Linked DNA regions of Homo sapiens: regions 1 and 2 are each linked to region 3. Evidence: chromatin loops called from intact Hi-C (ENCODE). Cell type or tissue: endothelial cell of umbilical vein. All regions are shown on one strand. Each heading gives the region's core, and the rest is flanking DNA. Links, peaks and the distances in the headings are about the cores only.

Region 1 (2,863 bases), core at 1-2,500, 740 kb before region 3:
AACCTTGAAGGATGGGGAATAGTCAATAAATCAGGAGAAAATAGTGATGGTGCAGGGCATTTCAGGATGGCTTCTCCAAGATTCATTGGACTGGTTCGGTAGGAGATGAGGATATTGATAGGATATTGGGGTGGGGGCAGGGTGGACACTTCAGAGGAGGTTACAGATTGAGCTAAGAAGTGGAGGCTGGTCTGTGCAGCAGTGTTCAAGGCGTGGTAAGAAGAGTTGGGAATCTCCCACGGCTGGCAGAACTTGTGAGCCCCCCTGCCCTCAAAGGACTACAAGACCCCTAATGAGAAGAGAGCTTCCTCCCAGTCCTCCTTTCTCTTCCTCCTCTCCCTCCCTCTATTCACCCAGCAGCTGTTTACTGAGTCCTTCTTTTATAGTGGGCACTGCCCTAGCCTCTGGGATGCCAGGTTGCTGGCCTTTCTGTTACCAGTGCACCTATTTGCTCTCGCCTGGGTACCTACTTTTGCACTGGCTTTTCCCGTCACTTAGAATGTATGTCCCTCTGGTTTTCACGTGGCTGACTTCTTGTTGGCGCTCAGCTGAACATCACTTGTTCAGAGAAGCCTCCCCTGACCACCCTGTCCACAGTACTCTATCACTGCAGTTCTCAAACATTTTGGCTTCAGGCTCTTTACACTCTTGCCATATGACGCACAGTGCTAGCTGATTGCCTGCCTATCTTTGGGAACTTGGGTGCATTTTCAGCCTTTTTCTCAGAAAAGTGTTCTGGGCAGCCAGGCCCAGTTGCAGGTGTTTTTTCAAAGGCATTGTGGATGCTGGCCACTCACAAGGCTCAACTGGCCCCTGTTTCATTCATTCAGCAAAATGTTGTTGAGTCCTACTGTGTGTCAAATACAATGCTGGGTGCCCAGGGCACAGCAGACAGGCATCACCCCTGCAGAGTGCAAAGCCCAGGAGAGGCAGTGAATGGAAACTAGATTTGGATGGGGGACAGGGACAGAAGGAAACCATTGTAGAGACTCTGCCATGTTGTAAATTAAAACAGAGACGTTTTAAAAAGACTTGTTTATTCATGGAAAAATCACAATAACAATAATAAACCCATCGCATATTAACAAAAATAACACATGCTTTATTATGAATAACCGTATTTTCCAAAGCAAAATAAATTTAGTGAGAAGACAGCATTATTTTACTTTCTTAGGGTAAATCTCTTTAATGTCTGGCCTAATAGAAGACAGATTGTGTTGCATTCTGATATCTGCCTCTGCATTTAGTCTGTTGCATGTCAGTGTCGTGTAGCTCCTGGGAGTCCAGTCCGCTTTGTAGGTGCTCTGTGGCCCAGCCAGAGCTGTAGTTCACAGGAGCGACCAGGAGATGGTGGTGTTGCACCAAACCCTCACTGCTTATTATTGGAAACTCAGTTCCTCTCAGGGGCATTTGGGGCTGGATGCTCTACGGGATACTCTGGAAATCACAGAGTTTTAGGGCATTGAGTAGGACTTGGCATGGGTGGGACAAGGATAGGGACTGGAGAGAATGCAGCTGAGGACAGAAACTCTGGAAAACCACTCTTCATTTTTGCGGAGGGCTCCTTTTCTTTTCTCTCTCTCTCTCCCTCCCTCCTTCCCTCCCTCCCTCCTTCCCTTCCTCCCTCCTTCCCTCCCTTCCTCCCTTCCTTCCTTCCTTCTTTTCTTTTTTTTCCTTTTTTTTTTTATGGAGTCTCACTCTATCGCCAGGCTGGAGTGCAGTGACGCGATCTCGGCTTACTGCAACCTCTGCCTCCCAGGTTCAAGCGATTCTCTTGCCTCAGCCTCCCTAGTAGCAGGGGTTACAGGCGCCTGCCACTGCACCTGGCTAATTTCTGTATTTTTAGTAGAGTCGGGGTTTCACCATCTTGGTCAGGCTGGTCTTGAACTCCTGACCTTGTGATCCACCCGCCTCGGCCTCCCAAAGTGCTGGGAGTGAGCCACCTTGCCCAGCCGAGGGCTCCTTTTCCTAACAGAGGCCAAGCCAAGTGACTTCCCCTCTCTAAGCCTCAGCTTACTCCTCCACCAAATGGGCAAAGTACGCCTTTGGCTTCCATTCCATCCTGCCACTCTCAGCAGGGTTCACTATTTTGATAACACTGGTGTTTTCAGCAATGCAGGATCCCCCAACCATCGACCTCTGAGGCCTAGACTATTCCAAGAACTCGCTGATGCTGTGAGCTCTTCCTGCAGGCAAAACTGTTCCTTCTCTCTCCACCTCCAAACACACCTTCATTCACCTGGATTGAGTTAAAGTGGCCGGTACTGTTTTCCGAGTGTTTGCTCCATGCAGGCTCTGTGCTGAATGGTTTGGACACATTGATGTATGAAGTGCTCAGAAATAGTTTACGAGTTTCATTACCACCCCCATTTTATAGGAGGAGGCACTGAAGCTTAGAGAGGTGAAGAAACTCACCCAAAGACACATGGTTGGAGGATGGAGAAACCTGGATTCAAGGTGGTCACCACACCCATGGGGCCGCATCACCCCAAAATGCTGACTCCGTCTTGTGGGATCGAACCCAGTTACTCTTTCTATGCTGGTTTCTCTCCTGTCACTCCTTCTCCCTGCAGGGTGTTCATTGCCCTCGGGGATCTGAGCACAGTTTGTGATTTCATATTTATTGGCTCATTGACTGCTCCCCTGACTGTGAGCACCACAAGGGCAGGGGCAATGCAGCCTGCTTCACAGCTGTACCCTGGGTACCCAGTACTGCACTTGGCACAGAGTTGGGAGTCAACAACATTTTACTGAATGAATGAAACAAGAGTCAGTTGGGCTTTTCTAGTGGGTGGTGTCCAGGCAAATTAGGGAGTAGCCAGATCCACCCCTTACTGGTTATGTGACTTAGGGCTGATGACTT
Region 2 (2,863 bases), core at 1-2,500, 91 kb after region 3:
TCCAGTCTACTGTAGGAACTTAGGGGTGTGTGTATATTCACGTGTGTGCACAGATATGGGAGAGGGCATGCGCGTGTGAGTGGCTGTGTGTGTGCCCATTGTGTATGTGTGCATGGATGTGGGTGTCACACAGGAAGGATGCGAGAATGGGAGATTCAGAGCAGGTTTGGTCCTCAAGGTGGCTGCAATGGGTGCCCCACACTTCAAGCCACCAGTAACTCTGTGATCCTCTTCACATTTCCCCTGTTTTCCAACAATGGGGCCACATCAGCCCCACCAGGGCTCTACTGGAAATTGTTGTTGATACCTAGACAGAAAGGGCTTTTCACTGTCCAGACCCCCATGGGCTGGTTGCTCTCCCAGGATCAGCACGAGGACTTTCTGTGAGCTCTGGAAAAAAGTAGACTGCACTTAAGAGAAAACTTCCCAAAGGAGTAGATTTTAAGTCTGCTTCAGTTGAACGCCATTGATCTCTTTCTCTAAAAGACCCTAAACAGTGAGAGAGTCCTATTCAGAGGTTCTGATCAAGGCTGGGTAAGGCTCTGCCCCCACCAGCCCTCTGTGTGCTACCGAACACAGGCATCAAGCTTTGGAAGAAGCCACTTCAAGACAAATTCTGGGTCCTCCACCTGGAGCCAGCTCAAACCTCCCTGAACCTGTTTCTCCATCAGTAACATGGCGAATATTCCTCCTTCATAGGTTGTTCCAAAGAAGTTAAAACTATAAAGTCAGAGATCAGTAATAGTCAGTTTCTTTGAGCATCTTGCATAATGACATAAAATAAAACTGTACTAAGTGTCAGGAACATTGGGTTCCACTTTTTTGCCTTGCCGTTGACATACTCCATGATTTGGGGCAAGTCCTTGTCCTCTCTGGACCATATTGTTCTCTGTTCTATAATTAAAGTGTTAGCCCTGATTAATGGATTCATTCTTACTATGTACTGAGTCTTGGACTCAACATGGTAGGTGTAGATGTGAATATGACAAAGAAGGTCCCTGTGGCATCTGGGAAGGCTTTACCCAGACACCTTAGGAAACTACTATTGGTGACTGACCTTTGGAAGAAGAGGCACGTAAGCTAACTCCTTTTTTTCTTTCTTGGGAGGTTGCAAGAGTAAAGAGCATGTTCAAGGAAAGAAGGAGTCCCTCTCCAGGGTTCTCCTAGGTCTGTTTGTTGATTGGCTCGTTGAGTACGTAACCCACATGTACACACACACATCTGCATGGGCATGCATAGACATGCGACGCACACACCTACCAGAAGGCAGGGTTCAACAGGCCCAGCAGCGGCGTCTTGGGGAAAAGGACTGATTCGAGAGAAAACAGGAAGCAACTCCAAGTGTTCAAGCCTCCCTCTGCAACCCCGTTCCTTTTCCACACATTATGAAAATGAGATTGGACGGTGGAGGGTAGAGAGGTGCGTAATGCTCCTGCTATTTCCTGACGTCCTTCCCAGTGCCTCAGAGGCCCAGATCGAGTGGAATTATCTCCTCCCCTGGCTGGGAGGGAGCTAGCTTAGAGCCAAAAACACCAAGATATGGAGAAGAAGCCTGAAGGACTATACAAACAAGCTAGGCTCGTGGCTTCAGGCCAAGAGGAACTGAGCCAACAACCCTCCCCTGTCCCAGTGCAAACCCAGATGTTGGCTGGCCCCCCCGCTATTGGCCACAGAGGTGATGGGGGTCCCACTTCAGGATCTGAGCCCTGCTTGAGTAAGACTGACAGGGGGCTGGTGTGTGAATCTGGAGAGAAACAGGGGACTGGGTGCCTTCCTTTCTTTCTCTCTCTCTCTCTCTCTCTCTCTCTCTCTCTCTCTCTCTCTCTCTCTTCCCAGTCTCTGCCTCATCATCTTGTCACCTGTATGTATCTCTCTCTTTCTCTTTGCAGTGTCAGCCCAGTCTTTTTCTCTGGAACAAGTAGGGTGAAGCTGGCAGGATGTCTGAAAAATCCAACCTGACCAAAAACTTGCTATGAAACCCAAATTAACATAAGACACCCTGTTCTGTCTATCACACTGATAAAAATGGAAACATCAATAATATTCTTCATTAACAAAGGTAGAGCAAACAGGCTGTCTCAAAAATTATTAGTGGGAGTAAAAACCAGTATTAAATGTGCACGCTCCTGACCAAGCAATACTACTGGCACAAACTCAACGTGCACAAAGATGTATGAGGAAGTATAAGAATACAATGGTATTGTTTATACACCATTGTTTGTCATAATGAAATCTGCCAATAATGCAAGAATGATGTAAAGGGGACTGGTTAAATAAGTCAAGGTGTCACCATACTATGGAATATTATGCAGATATGTAAAAGAATGAGCTAGGTCTACATGTCAGGCATGGAAAGACATCCATGAACAAAGAAAGTCACATAAAGGTTTAGCTGGGGTAGCTTAGGCTATGCTTAATAACAAGTATGTCTGAACACCTCAGTGGCTTACTACAAAAAGGTTCATTTCTTGCTCAAACAAAGTCTAATGGAAGCCTGGTCACTCTCCAGGGTAGCTGTGCTCCATGCTGTGACTCAGTGATCCAATCTGAGTCCATCTCATGGCTCTACTATCTCAATACTATCTCGGCATCCTGTTCACTATAGAGGGAAGAGAATGCAGAAAGAACTCACACCTGATCATGCATGCACCACCCTTTGCTGGGAAGTCACATGCCCTCTGCCTAATTACAAGGAGACAGGAAAATTGGGAGGAGTAAGTTGATTTTAAGTGAGCCATAAAAAGGCAAATGTAAGAATTATCCCCACTTTACATATGGAAAAATGAAGTCTCAGACAGACCACCACTCACTGCAGTGAATGTTTTTACCTCCCTAGCATCCATCCACCTCTTCTTCAGCCGAG
Region 3 (3,111 bases), core at 1-2,500:
AACAAAAGGTTTTTGTTATTGCTATTGTTGTGGATGATGTCATTGTCTCCATCTGTCCACTCGGCTTGCAGTTATGGGTCAGGAATTCAGAGACCAGAGGTCACACATTGGTGATCTGGAGACCTTGTCCAGCTCCCAGATGTATTTTGTTTGGCTAATACAGCACTTCATTGATTTTTTTAAAAAAATCTAATTAGTTGCCAATATTTAGAGATGGGGAGATTTCGCGTAAAATACACTTTGGGGTCTCTCTTGGAATTTCAGATGTTTGGACCACATGAGAATTATATTCACCCAGAGCAGCTGGGCTTTGCTAGAGCTGAGAAGAACCCACTCCCTTATTTATTTATTTAGTTATTTATTTATTATTTTTTGAGACAGAGTCTCACTCTGTTACCCAGGCTGGAGTGCAGTGGCATAATCTTGGCTCACTGCAACTTCCACCTCCTGGGTTCAAGCAATTCTCCTGCCTCAGCTTCCAGAGTAGCTGGGATTACTGTCGTGTGACACCACACCCGGCTAATATTTGTATTTTTAGTAGAGATGGGTTTCACTATGTTGCCCAAGCTGGTCTTGAACTCTTGGACTCAAGTGATCCTCCTGCCTTAGCCTCCCAAAGTGCTGAAATTACAGGCACCCGCCCCTTTAGAAAGGGTATGAGCTCCCATTCTGCCCCAGTCCCCGCCGCTCCCTGTTGCCTCACTCTTGGCCAGCTCCATTCATTTACGTAGTTTGCCTACCACTGGAGTATTTTCCATCTGGAAGCCCTGCTCTAGATTTTCTCTTCCATGAGATCCACCAAGAAAGCTCCAAGTCACAGTTAGCCAAATGGAGTTAAACAAGAAGAAGAAAAACACACACCTCACAGTGATGGTGTGGCCACTTCTCCCAATTTCACAGCCTGGGCCCAGAATGGAGTCGGCACATCCCCTTCAAAGCTCCATCATTCTGAGGATGCTGAATGCCACTTTCCCACCCATGCCCACTGGGGAAGCCCACAGAAAGCCCCCTAAATAGCCCTGATCCCTCCAGGAAAGGGGAGGGCACACCGAGAAAATGGCTCCCATCTGACCAGCCTGGGCACAGCTTCTTGACTCTAATTGGGGATGTGGTAATTAGATGATGGCAAAGTACACCCCAGGCTCAGCTTTCAGCCCCAGGTCCCACCAACAGGCCATCCCACTTGGAAAGTTTGCCTGACATTCCTGAGCCGGGCCGCCTTGCCAAAGAAAACTCAAGCGAGGCTTGTCTTGGCATGGACTCAACCCCTAGCCTCAGCAGGAAAACCAAAAACATTTACACAGCTGGGCCTGCGACGCCCGCTTCCCTCAAGAGTTTGTCAGGGCTTGGATGGCTCGGTAGACTCGGGGGGCACTTCTGAAGGGGACTGTGTTCCCGAGCACGGCCAGGCATCGCCAGCCAGACAGAAAACACCACGGCCACCCCCGGGAGGTGGGAAAGAAGACGCAAGAAAACACGCTCTGGGGAGCCGGAGAGGGGCTACCTGGGGACTGGGTTTTCATCTATTCGTTGATCACTGCACGCCTCCCCCCTCCAGCTGCAACCACATCTGCACGGGTCGTCCTGGCCAGCTCACCACCCGACCTGTGCGTGTTGGCCAAAAAACAATCCAAAGAAGCTGCTTATGGCACGCGGAGCGCCTGGGGCCCCATGCTGACAGCTCTAAAGGACCGCCTCTTCACCGCTCTCTCTTTGCACTCAACTTCCCCATCTCTTTTCCTGGCCGCCTTTCCATGGCATTCTCCGAAGCTCTTCACATTCTCTGTCCTGGGGGCACCCCAATGAGGCCCATTTGGCCTCCTGGTTCTGAATGTCAGGGACTATGAACAGGAAGTCCTGGAGCCAGTGGTTCAAAGCCAGGAGCTCAAACACATTGGTGAACACACTGGGGGTTGCCAAATTATCTGCTAAGTCCCTCGTGAATCCCTCTGGTCCCTCCATCCCAGTGGTCCCCACTGCAGTCCAGGCCACCATCGGTGCAGTGGTGACTGCAGCAGCCTCCTCTCAAACCCTCCCACCTCCACTCCTGCCCTCAGAGTCCATTCTCTGAGCTAAGGATAGCACAACCTTTATTATTCTCTCAATTATAAAACATTTAAAAACTACAGCAAAATGCAGAAAATATGACTTTGCATAATTGAATGATTCACTATCAAGCAAATACCCATGTAACCACCAGCCAGCGCAAGAAACAACCTAAAGCACTTTCTCTTTTTTCTTTTTCTTTTTTCTTTTTTTTTTTTTTTTGAGGCGGGGTCTCGCTCTCTTGCCCAGGCTGGAGTGTAGTGGCACGATCTCTGCTCACTGCAAACTCCAGCTCCCAGGTTCAAGCAATTCTCCTGCCTCAGCCTCCCAAGTAGCTGAGATTACAGGCGTCCACCACCATGCCCAGCTAATTTTTGTATTTTTAGTAGGGAAGTGGTTTCACCATGTTGGTCAGGCTGGTCTCAAACTCCTGACCTCAAGTGATCTGCCTGCCTCAGCCTCCCAAAGTGCTGGGATTACAGGCGTGAGCCACCGCGCCCAGCCAGAAGCACTTTCTTGACTCTCTTCGATTCTACTCCCTCCCTCCCCACAATATTTCATGACTATCCTGACTTTTGTGGTCATGATTTCCTTGCGTTTTCTTCAGACCTAAAAACAACATAGTTTAGCCTTGTCTGTTTTGGGGTTTTATGTAAAGGGAATAGTCATAGTAATCATATTATTATTATTTTGTGTCTGGTTTCTTCTTTCCAATATTATACAGTGAGATTTCTCCATGTTATTGCACAGAGCTATAGTCTATTCATTTTCACTGCTGTATAATATTCTTTTGTGTGAACATACCAGAGTTTTAAAATCTGTTTTACTGTTGATGTGGTTTGGGTCATTTCCAGCTGGGAGATGTTGTAAAACTAGAAATAGTCTTAGCCCAAGTACCTGGCACATAGCAGGGTTTACAGTCACAAACAGGTTCCAGAGTCAAGCACAAGTTCAAACAAAGCTGTATTACACAAAACTAAAATGGTTTGTTTTCTTGCAAGACTTGTCAAAGCCTTTAATGCTTTAAGGTGTCAATGTGCATTATGACACTCCACAAGCATCACC

What was found. Hi-C counts contacts between places; a loop is a spot of excess contacts. Peaks named below come from ENCODE experiments on the same cell type or tissue, not always from the same donor. Only the 100,000 strongest peaks of a DNase experiment are listed, where the experiment ranks them.
Region 1: a loop joins it to region 3, with 3 times the contacts of the local background. A loop is called at or near these places in 2 of 110 quality-filtered maps.
Region 2: it touches region 3 in a loop (7-fold over the local background); 8 of 110 quality-filtered maps call a loop at or near these places.

The regions. Positions count from the first base shown.
Region 1 is chr22:26,677,863-26,680,725 of GRCh38, forward strand. All of the region lies in intron 1 of MIATNB (MIAT neighbor), which reads left to right. Among named protein-coding and RNA genes, the nearest start is that of MIATNB, 6.5 kb to the left of the region's middle. In endothelial cell of umbilical vein, for the core only: a CTCF peak has its summit at 1,333 (motif pointing right); a DNase peak (open chromatin) is centred at 1,359.
Region 2 is chr22:27,511,088-27,513,950 of GRCh38, forward strand. The region is part of intron 1 of LOC105372981 (a long non-coding RNA gene); the gene reads right to left. Among named protein-coding and RNA genes, the nearest start is that of LINC02554, 200 kb to the left of the region's middle. In endothelial cell of umbilical vein, for the core only: no CTCF peak of the experiment used is centred there; DNase peaks (open chromatin) are centred at 1,444 and 2,084; H3K27ac peaks cover 1,813 bases.
Region 3 is chr22:27,419,633-27,422,743 of GRCh38, forward strand. No RefSeq gene overlaps it. Among named protein-coding and RNA genes, the nearest start is that of LINC02554, 110 kb to the left of the region's middle. In endothelial cell of umbilical vein, for the core only: no CTCF peak of the experiment used is centred there; DNase peaks (open chromatin) are centred at 19 and 1,249; H3K27ac peaks cover 2,228 bases.